Linked DNA regions of Mus musculus: region 1 is linked to region 2. The links are chromatin loops, found by intact Hi-C in ENCODE. Cell type or tissue: heart. All regions are shown on one strand.

Region 1 (5,000 bases), 57 kb after region 2:
ATATGTGTTGGGAGACAGGAGGATTTCACGGATTTGGGCAAGACCATCACAGGAGAACCCATGCCAAGGGACTTCTCAGTGGAATGGTGGTCATGTGTGCATACCTGAAGCTTCAGGAGAGCAAACCAGAAACCCAAGAAGTTAGAGCAGAGCAAAAGCCAGAGCACCCCAGGACGGGCATTTAGAGCATCACCAAGTGCCACCACCAACCATGGGGATACCTCTACGAAGATGAATCTGATCTTTTCAGAGGCCATCACCGAGACTCCTCCATTAGAAAGGTACCATCCTTTCACACTCTTACTAACACACATTCATAGAAGGCTGTCAGACACAGAGACCAACAGTAATGTGCAACTTTCCCAACTTTCTTGGGTGGGGTCATGACTTGGGAGAACAAGAAAAAGATTGGAATATTTTTCAAAGAAAGAGTACTATAGGCAACCTCTCCTCATCCTGCTCTTGCTTCCCAGGATTTCAGAAACGGTACTAAAGACAAAGAGATGTGGATGTGGATATTTGAAAGATTCCCAGGGACAGTTCCTAGTGGGCACAAGCACAGGGCCTTCACCATTCGTCTTAACTCTGTTCAAATCCAGTTCTTGAGTGGCGATAACCCTGTCCCCAATACTCTTGTTCGGTTTCACTGGAGGACTCGGTTTCCAGGGAATGAGTATGTTTGTAAGTTACCCAGAGCAACAGCACAGCAAATGCCGGAGAAAAAACGTTGACAGCGAACACGGCCAAAAGCCCCTTGCCAAGTTGTGCCGCCGAGAAAGCTGTCCGGCCCTTATCCTTAACATTTAAAGGTCTCTGTTCTTAAAGGGATCCTGGCAAGAGTGCCTGGAATATCAAAGGCTCTAAATTAAATGCATTTGCTTTTACATCATGAGCTTGTAATTGAAGTGAATGGCACCCTCTGAATTCTTATGTGGGGATATTTTAGTTTCTGATGGAAAATACACAAGAGATTGAAGTGTGAGATAAATTATATCCATGATTCTGACACTTAGAAGTAATCACTAGCCAGGCGTGGTGGTGCACGCCTTAATCCCAGCACTTGGGAGGTAAAGGCAGGTGGATTTCTGAGTTCGAGGTCAGCCTGATCTACAGAGTGAGTCCCAGGACAGCCAGGGCTACAAAGAGAAACCTTGTCTTGAAAAAAAAAAAAAAAGAAGTAATCACTATTAATACGGCTTTTTTTCTTCTCAATATGTATATATCCTTAAAAGAAATAATACTCTAAATCTTTATTTATGTTTCCAAGTTACTCTAGGCATTTTATAGCAATATGCAACTTCATGAAGAATGTAAGAGAGACTTTGCTGTCTGTAAAATTAAAGCATATTTTTTCTTGATTTTTTTATCAATACAACGATTAACGTTGAGTTTTTTCATATTTATATAATTGCCAACTTTCCACTGAATTATTTATTCATATCCTTCACCCAGGTCCCCATGGGATCATTAGTGCCTTTTGAATTGACTTATCAAAGTTCTAGGAATAGAAAAACTGACTGTCTTTCCTTTCGGGCTTCTTGTTCATTTTCTGGGGCTTTTTGGGGAGAGGAGGAGTTGTTGCTGTTCAAAGGAAAAGCAAAATTTTAAAGACAGAGATCACACAGTTGCCATTACTTGCAATATGTAAGCAGAGTATTACTTTTTGAAACGTGCTTGGTGCATCTTGATTTAAAGATATTTGTGATTCAAGAACTATTTCAAATTGCCCTCCAACCCTGAAGACACACATCTCCCAAGACTAAGGGGTTAAGGCCCGATTTTCTTTGGTAGAGTGGGGGACCACAAGGCACAGAGAAACAGGCAGGCCCAGGGGGAGGGATGTGTGGACCATTTTCAGAATGTGCATCTTTGGGGTGGAGGGAAAAAAAAAAGAACCCTAGGCATTTTTCCAATGATAGTTTTCCTGAAAGCCCAGTTCCCTAATTTTAGGCATTTTAGATTTTCATGCATATTTTCAGGTTTCTTGAGATCGTGTGAGGAAGCTTGACACACAGGCTATAACATACAGTCAGGGGACCTGTTCTGAGCTGTCCTTCATGATAACAAAGGGAACTGTCTCACTAGACAGCACAGAAGTGATGTACCTTCAAGGTCAAGGCCAGTACCTGGCTGCTTGTCTCCTGGCGTCCTTGATTGTGACCTAAATTCTTCTTTCCTCAGGTTTCTTCTTCCAGTCTCTCTCTCTCTCTCTCTCTCTCTCTCTCTCTCTCTCTCTCGTGTGTGTGTGTGTGTGGTGTCACATGTGTATTCACAGGACTTGCTGTGTCCCCTTTATTCTGTACCGACAGCCAGCAGTTGTGTGTCAGATGTTTTGTGAACGGCCCCAGATGTTGTTAAAAAGACACACTCCTCCTTGGCTGTGGATGACAGTGCTTTGCTGTGCTCAGACCACAGGCAGGACCCCTGGGGCCTATCATGCACATGTTGACCTGTATTCCTTGGAGAGAGTGAGCATTGGTCATTTCTGGCTCTTAGATCTGTCCTCATAACCTGCTGTAATCTCAGTTTCCTGGGGAGGCTCTTTCCTGGCTTATGCATGTGCTCCCCCCCCCATCCATTAGGGGGACCTCTGAGGTCAGACCAGGATTGCATTGCAGGTGGCCAGTATTTGGTCTGGTTGTCTCCCTTCGCCATACCCCTCCTGGGTCCCAGGTCATTGCAACACATTTTAAAAGATCACGTTGCATGTCTTGGGCACTGTCCCCTCCTCATTAAAGCGGCCTGTCTAACATCCCCTGTGCAGTGACCTCATTGTGACCCCTGTGCAGACTCCCCTGTTTCCAGATTTCTTCCTGGCACTTGGCTTCCTCAACTCCCTCTTCCCAGAATCCTCTTCCTTATCTCTGGAATATAGAGGGCTGATGCCAAAAAGCCGAGTCTAGTTACATTTCTAACTTCCTTCTCCTCTGGCTCTGCAGCTCTACACTTGTTAAACACCTGTCTCCCACCTGCAGGGCACCTCTGCGGTTTATGACAGAGGTTAGTTTGTGTCGCCTTGAATAGAACGGTACAATAAAGCCCCTTCCCTCTGATTCTGTTCTCACGCTCCATGAGGACATCTGGTACTGATTATTCCTGCTGGTGCGCCCTGATTCTGCTTCGTATTTGGTGTGCGTTCTGTTGTTCTTTTCTGAGATTATTTCTAGGTTTCCCCCCAAGTCTCTATAACTCTGCATCGCATCAAACAGCTTTGGGAAGTCCCTCCAGACTCCAGGCGGAGAAGATGCATATAAGCCCTCCTTCCTCTGCTCCCTTTCCCCTGAAGGCTGGAGGCCGGTGGAGAGCATGATGATGGACTGGTATCTTTATATTTCCAAATCTTAGTCACCATGTTGAGAAATTAGTGTTTCACCCACAAAAGGCCTGACCCCCTCTCGAACTACCTTTGTGTCTCCCAAGGCTCATTGCTCCTTCTATCCAACTGAAGAAGGACCTCTGGGCGCCATCTTGGTTGGATGTACCTCTCACCCTTTCCTTTTTTTAAAAGCTAAAGCCTTCTCAAAGCTCCAGTGACAGGGATAGCTGTTTCTAAGCAGAGCTGAGCAATTGAGTTAAAACGTCCCAAGGCCATTTCCTGATGCTTTCTCTTTTGACTTCCTGGTGTCACCTGGGTGTCACAAATGGTTCTTTCTCAGAGTTTGAGCATCATCCTTCCAAAGACTACCTTGATAGGACCTTGATGTTGGGCTCTGTTGGGTTCAGACAGATGGGTACCCACCCAGTGTGGGATCATTATTCCCATGCAAACTAGGGTTTTGAATTTAAATATATCTGATTCTAGACAGCCTTTGCTCTCCTGTTGGCTATTGAGGTGGTAACCTTTCTTTTCTGTTTTAAACCAAGGCAGGCACGGAGGACCACGCCTTACCCTGAACATCATGTTAAGAGGTCACTTATCCTGACTCAGTTTATTGGGGTACCTGTTGGGAAAGAACCTTCCTTCACGGGCTCTAGGCTCTGTACTACTCTGTTCCTATTCTATTCTAAAAATCATCTGTAGTCAGGGCTCATCAGTCAGCTCAGGTTTTCTATCTTTTTGACAAAAGTGAGATGTTGCTACCTCAGCCTATGTAAAGCTTTTATTTTAAAAAAGCAAATGTCCTGCCTGGTTGTTTGTCAGCTTGATACAAGCTGGAGCGATCTGAGAGGAGAGGAACCTCAATTTGAGAAAAGGCCTCTATAAGATCAGCCTATAGGCTAACCTATAGTACATTTTCTTGAAAATGATTGACATGGGAGGAGCCAGCACACTGTGGGCGGTGTCACCCTGGGCTGGGAGGAGCCAGCTCATTGTGGGCGGTACCACCTCTGGGCTGGGAGAATCCGATCAGTGTGGGCAGTGCCACCCCCTAGACTGGTGGTACTATAAGCTTTAAAAATGCAGGCGGAGCAAACCATGAGGAACAAGCCTGTAAGCAGCACCCCTCCCTGGCCTCTGCATCAGCTCCTGCCTCAGGTTCCTGCCCCAACTTCCCTCGGTGATGAACTTAAACCTATACGCTAGAATAAACATCTCCAGTTGCTGTTGGTCCGTGGCGATTTTATCACAGCAATAAAAACCCTAACTAAAGTTCAAGTCTATCTCTGAGGTGTCCAGAGAGAAACTTAATTGTTCCACAGTAAGTATGAGCAGCCGCTGGTCGCCCTCATGTTGAATTCACCTCTGCTGATCCCCAGAGTCATTTGCCAACCTAAAGGAAATGCAATCAAATCTAGACCCGGGGGACGGACGGGGTCGTGTCAGTGATATCTCAGCTGTGACTCTGTTCAAGGAAAGTTTGAAGCCAAATCCCGTCAGCATATGAGACGCAATGCGTTTGTTTTGTGTCTTACAAAGCACGTTATTAGGGAAATACCAGCCGGGCGAGCTCTGTTTTCCATCTACTTTGATACCGAATCACACATTAGTGAATAAGGCAGAAGAGGAGGCCAAGCTGTGGCCTGGGAAGCCAGCTGCTGATCCACACCAGCTGTTGATC
Region 2 (5,000 bases):
TGATAGACCTATAAGTGACTTGCTGTTAGTTTGTTGCATTTTCTGTTCCTGTTAGCCTGCGCAGAGTTAGTTTTCTATTCGTGTTCCCAAGTGAACAGCCCTGTGGAATTGGCAAGCTAGAAAGACTATTTTGTCTTGGGAGTCTCTGATTCCTTTCCGATTACTTGTTGGCTTCGCTCATGCTGTCGTCTGTGGCTTCTGCCTCGTCATTGCCACCTCCACTTTCGATGCCTGCTGCCTGTCCTTTCTCACGTTATGTGCTAGGCTCCCTTCTGCTGGTATTATCTGCATATATGAATGGGTGGAGCGATAGCATAAACACTATCTTGGCCCACAGGAAGGCTGACGGGAAATGGAGCAGTATGAAGGGATGCTGTGTTTAGAAGCATTTCAACAGTTTTAATGAAATACAAATGGAGAGAGAGTGGGAGGAGGAGATGTTTCATTTTGGGGGATGGGAGGAAATCTTCATTTAGTATGGCTTAACTCATCGTTTCTGTATTACAAGAGTCACATCTAGTATGTAGATGATGGTCTCGGGTGAATTTTATTCAGTGCAAGCATCTCTGATGGTCCTGGCAACAAGCTGGGTTAATTACTTGTCCATGTACTTTGAGGTCTTGTTTCTGTTAAGATTCTGGATTCACGGAGAGAACAACACAGACTTGGATGCTCTCAGTAGATTAAGGGCTTAGGAAAACACACCCCCTCTTCTCCCTCGAGCTTTCAAAAAGATGTTTGCATTGTTTTAAGCTGAGATCATCTTGTTGTATCAACACAAAGCCAGAAACATGAAAATAAGAATTTTTTTTTTGAACGTGTGAAAATCTTATCTGTAAATACAAGTTCTTAATTGAGTCAATATTTTTCTCTTGATCCCTGACTCAGATCATGGAGGAGACAAACACGCAGATTGCATGGCCGTCCAAACTGAAGATCGGGGCTAAATCCAAGAAAGGTAAATTTGGGACGGGGAGTAGGTATGTTTGAAAAACGAGCTTCCGGGGTTGCTGGAGCTCAGTTCTGTTCACGTTTGGCCTCAAGTGCTTGTCAAATAGCCGTATTTGGGGAGGATTTTCATGATTAAAATAAATAGGTGGCTTTGTGGCAGCAGAAAAAAAAATGCTTAAAAAAATAGTATTAAAATAGAAATGTTACCATAACGGGCTTCACAGTAACCTGTGATCTGAAGGGTATCTGTCAGATCAGCAGCCATGAAGAATGGCAGTTCTACATGGGGGTCGTAGCCTGTGTGTTTCCCTTGTGTAGACTTTAAGGTGGTTTTTTGTTTTGTTTTGTTTTTGGTTGTTGTTCTTTTTTTATTCTTTGTTTTGTTTTTTGTTTATTTTGGTTTTTTTTTGTTTTGTCATGGCCTATATTTATGAGCTGCTATATACTGTGCCCTTCTTCCACATGAATGAGCCGTAACTTCCTCCTTTCTCAAATGAATTTTTTTCCATCTACATGACAGTATTGCATGAACTGCATTTTAGATCAGACATTTCCCTGCCTTATGTATAGAGCTGCCTACCCGTAGATGGTCAGAGATGGGAGGGAACACTGTCTTATTTGTTTTTTCTAGGATTCTATGGTATTCTCTAATGTGACTTTCCAGTACGTGTTTTAAGAAATGTATTATATATACTTATATATTAATATTTATTATTATATTTATATAGATATAAATATAGGTATGTGAATATAATATATAGGAATATAATATATACTATATGTATACATAGTACATATGTAAATATATGTATTTTTTCAAATATACTATAGTTTCAGGAATCCTGCTTGTCTATATTTAACGAAGAATACAAATTTGTATAGCTATCAGGAGAATAATACGAATGCCACCAAACAGTTCTACATATAGCATTCATGCAAGCTGAGCTGTGTCCTGTGGTCTGCCCTTTGTCTTGTCATCTTGCTGCTGCTCAGTTTGTCGTCTTGTTCCACCTTCTGTGACTATATTGCCAAGTGGCATTTTAACACGGCATGGGGTCTCGGTTGCCTTTCGTGTTTTAGTCTAGATTTCCTTCAGTCTCACTTTGTGTTCCCATCTTGTAGAATAGAAATAATATTACAGAGCATTTGGGGTGTGTGTGTGTGTGTGTGTGTGTGTGTGTGTGTCTGTCTGTCTGTCTGAGTATAGACAAGGTATGCCTATAGAAACTTCAGTCTTATTACTTTTTATTTAGCTCATGGTGACAAGGAATTGGGACCACTAGTTTTTTTGGGGGGTTGTTTGTTTGTTTTTTAAGATTTATTTTATGTACATGAGGATACTGTCATTGTCCTCAGACACACCAGAAGAGGGCATCAGATCCCATTACAGATGGTTGTGAGCCACCACGTGGGTTACTGGGAATTGAACTCAGGATCTCTGGAAGAGAAACCAGTGTTCTTAACCACTGAGCCATCTCTCCAGCCTGGGACCGCTAGTTTTAACGTGTCAAAATCAGACAAGTTTCGGTTTTTGTGTGTGGTTCCAAGTCTTTGTGTAAGCTATGCATGAGCTCAATGCTAAAGAAAATGCTTCTATCCTGATTCATTGAGTCCTCTTGTCATGGGTCTGGCTGTCTAGTTCTGGATGTGCAATAGAAGAAACCAGTGCCTCACCTGTCTTCTGTTTATTTGACTGTTAAAAAAAAAATCCCTGGTTAACCAAGGGGGTGAATTGAAACTTAAGCATACCCTGGGGCCCCAGTCCCTGTTGTTGAGTGTTTTTATTTAAGAAATGTTGTTCCAGCTATAGAGTTGCAGATCCCTTTAGCTCCTTGGGTACTTTCTCTAGCTCCTCCATTGGGGGCCCTGTGATCCATCCACTAGCTGACTGTGAATTTGCTAAACACATGAAACTCAAGAAGAACGATGACCAAAGTGTGGACACTTTGCCCCTTCTTAGAATTGGGAACAAAACACCCATGGAAGGAGTTACAGAGACAAAGTTTGGAGCTGTGACGAAAGGATGGACCATCTAGAGACTGCCATATCCGGGGTTTCTGTTCTTTTAAGATGGTTTAATTTTTGAGATGAAGTTCCACTGTATTCTGTAGCCAGTAAAACTAAACAGCAGGGGGGGGTGTTGGGAAGGGAGTTGTTTGCTCATCTGGTGGGCTGTTGCCTTCTGGCCTTGTGTGTCGTAAGAGAGAGAGGGCTGTTCATTTTCAAGTCTTCCCTCATTCCCAGCCCTCATTATGAAAGAGATTAGAGTATGCATGTGTGTTCCTGGGCCCATGCCGTGTAGTAGATGATTTATTAAATCTAAGCCTCACGGTGGTGTGAAGGTCAGAGATGTGGAGATACCCCGGGCCCTGCTGAGGGATGACCCTACTATGGGTTTGTTTCATCTGCTTTTCCGGTGCTCTGCCTAAATATTTGCATCCACACAAACATTTTTTTTTATGGCCCCCTCTCTTCCTGTCTGCCGCCTCCTCCATCTTACCGGAGTCCAGTTTTGTGTTTTCCAAATTTAGCTCCCAGTAGCTCTCTTCGAACCTTATCTTTTAAGCCCTCGTGTTTGCTTTATCAGAAGGGCTGCCCGGATGCCTGTGCAGCCCGCCTTGGCAGAGGCGCTGGTGGTTACTGCCTGGCACACAGGCAGAAAGCCAGAGCCTGAGTTTACTTCAGCTAGAAAAATTTAGATTCTTCTCTAGAAAGTTCTCAATCGTTCCGAAGTGGTGGCCCGGGAAGAGGTGGGCTGGGGATTTGTATATTCGACAAGTTCCTATGGTGGTTATTAAAGGGTCGGAGAGTTCTCATTGGTAAGACAATGTGGAGTCAGGTACTGGGGCAGGGGCAGCCACAGCTGACAACAAGAGAAACCCACCCTCAAGCACCACAATGCTGTCTGTCCTGGCGTCCTAAGAGGCGCACTACTGCAGAAGATACTTCCGTCAATCTTCATGGTCAGGAGACATTTGCAGTGAAGATAACCCAGAGTTCTCTGCGTTTCGTGTGGCTCCGAGAAAAGGAACATCTGGTGTTTGTCTTCTCCTCCGCCCCCCTCACGTCTTCTCATTCTTCTTCCTTCTCCTTCTTCCTTTCCCCTCTGAGCAAATGCTTGGTAGGACAGAGTAGGAAGTATATCAGCCAAGTTGTTTTCTTGACAGTATTTTATAGGAGTGCACACAGACAGGCAGAACAGAAACACACTGTGCCCGTGTGTTTGTGTGTGTTTGCCTGCATGTACGTATGTGGGTACTCGTGTGCACTCACATGCATGCACGCGTGTAGACTGAGGAATAAAGAATTTTTATAGCTATTCCCCAGAGTGTTTGGGTTATTGGAAGGCAGAAGGTTCATTTAAGACAGAAGAACTTGAGAACTTAAGATTCCAGCAACAGGCATCTGCCTCTGTGACTCCAAGATTCTCTTCAGGGGAGTTACAACTAAGACAAATAAATACTTCATGTTTCTTCTCTCCTCTATGAATTTATTTTGTGTGGGAGCATTTAAAACTGGAGCTGTTGAAGCCAAAGAGTTTACATAGAAAAAGCTTGAGGTCTGTGCTAGCGAAACCAGTATTTAAGGATTAAAGTGTTTAAAACTATAAAGTTTTACTAACCTGGAATAACTTCAGGCAGTCTTTTCAGTCTCTGAGTGTGCTTTTCTGAGCTGTGGCCTATTTTAAGTTAAGGAAACTTCATTAAAATATGAATAGCATTTTGAACAAGTTTGCTTTTCCAAATGGAATTCTGGCTAGATCGGCCCTAACACAGAGATAAAAGCAGTTAGTAATGAGAACTTATCACACAGGGATGACTGTACTGCATACTCAAATTGGATGGCTCGGTCTCTTAAATTAGGTAAATATTTTTCTTACAGTCTTCTCTTTGCTTTTAATGGGTTCATCAATCTCTTTGTAGACTACTGAAGGTAAATGGGGGTTAATATTCAAGTTTTTACGTCCAATTCCAAGTAACTCTGGGGTCAGCATTGATGGAACTTCATTCCGGAGTTAGACAAAGTGACAGGCACTAGTCTCTCCAGGG

Evidence for each region. A loop is a pair of places that touch in the nucleus more often than their neighbours do. Peaks named below come from ENCODE experiments on the same cell type or tissue, not always from the same donor. Only the 100,000 strongest peaks of a DNase experiment are listed, where the experiment ranks them.
Region 1: it touches region 2 in a loop (2.2-fold over the local background); 3 of 42 quality-filtered maps call a loop at or near these places.

The regions. Positions count from the first base shown.
Region 1 is chr10:70,967,104-70,972,103 of GRCm38, reverse strand. The region is part of intron 3 of Bicc1 (BicC family RNA binding protein 1); the gene reads left to right. Among named protein-coding and RNA genes, the nearest start is that of Gm24486, 88 kb to the right of the region's middle. In heart, a CTCF peak has its summit at 2,564; DNase peaks (open chromatin) are centred at 2,573 and 4,923.
Region 2 is chr10:71,023,856-71,028,855 of GRCm38, reverse strand. It overlaps Bicc1 (BicC family RNA binding protein 1), which reads left to right. Exons shown (of 21, transcript NM_031397.3): 3 at 889-958. Among named protein-coding and RNA genes, the nearest start is that of Bicc1, 130 kb to the left of the region's middle. In heart, a CTCF peak has its summit at 3,089; DNase peaks (open chromatin) are centred at 225, 625, 3,235 and 3,385; H3K27ac peaks cover 2,170 bases.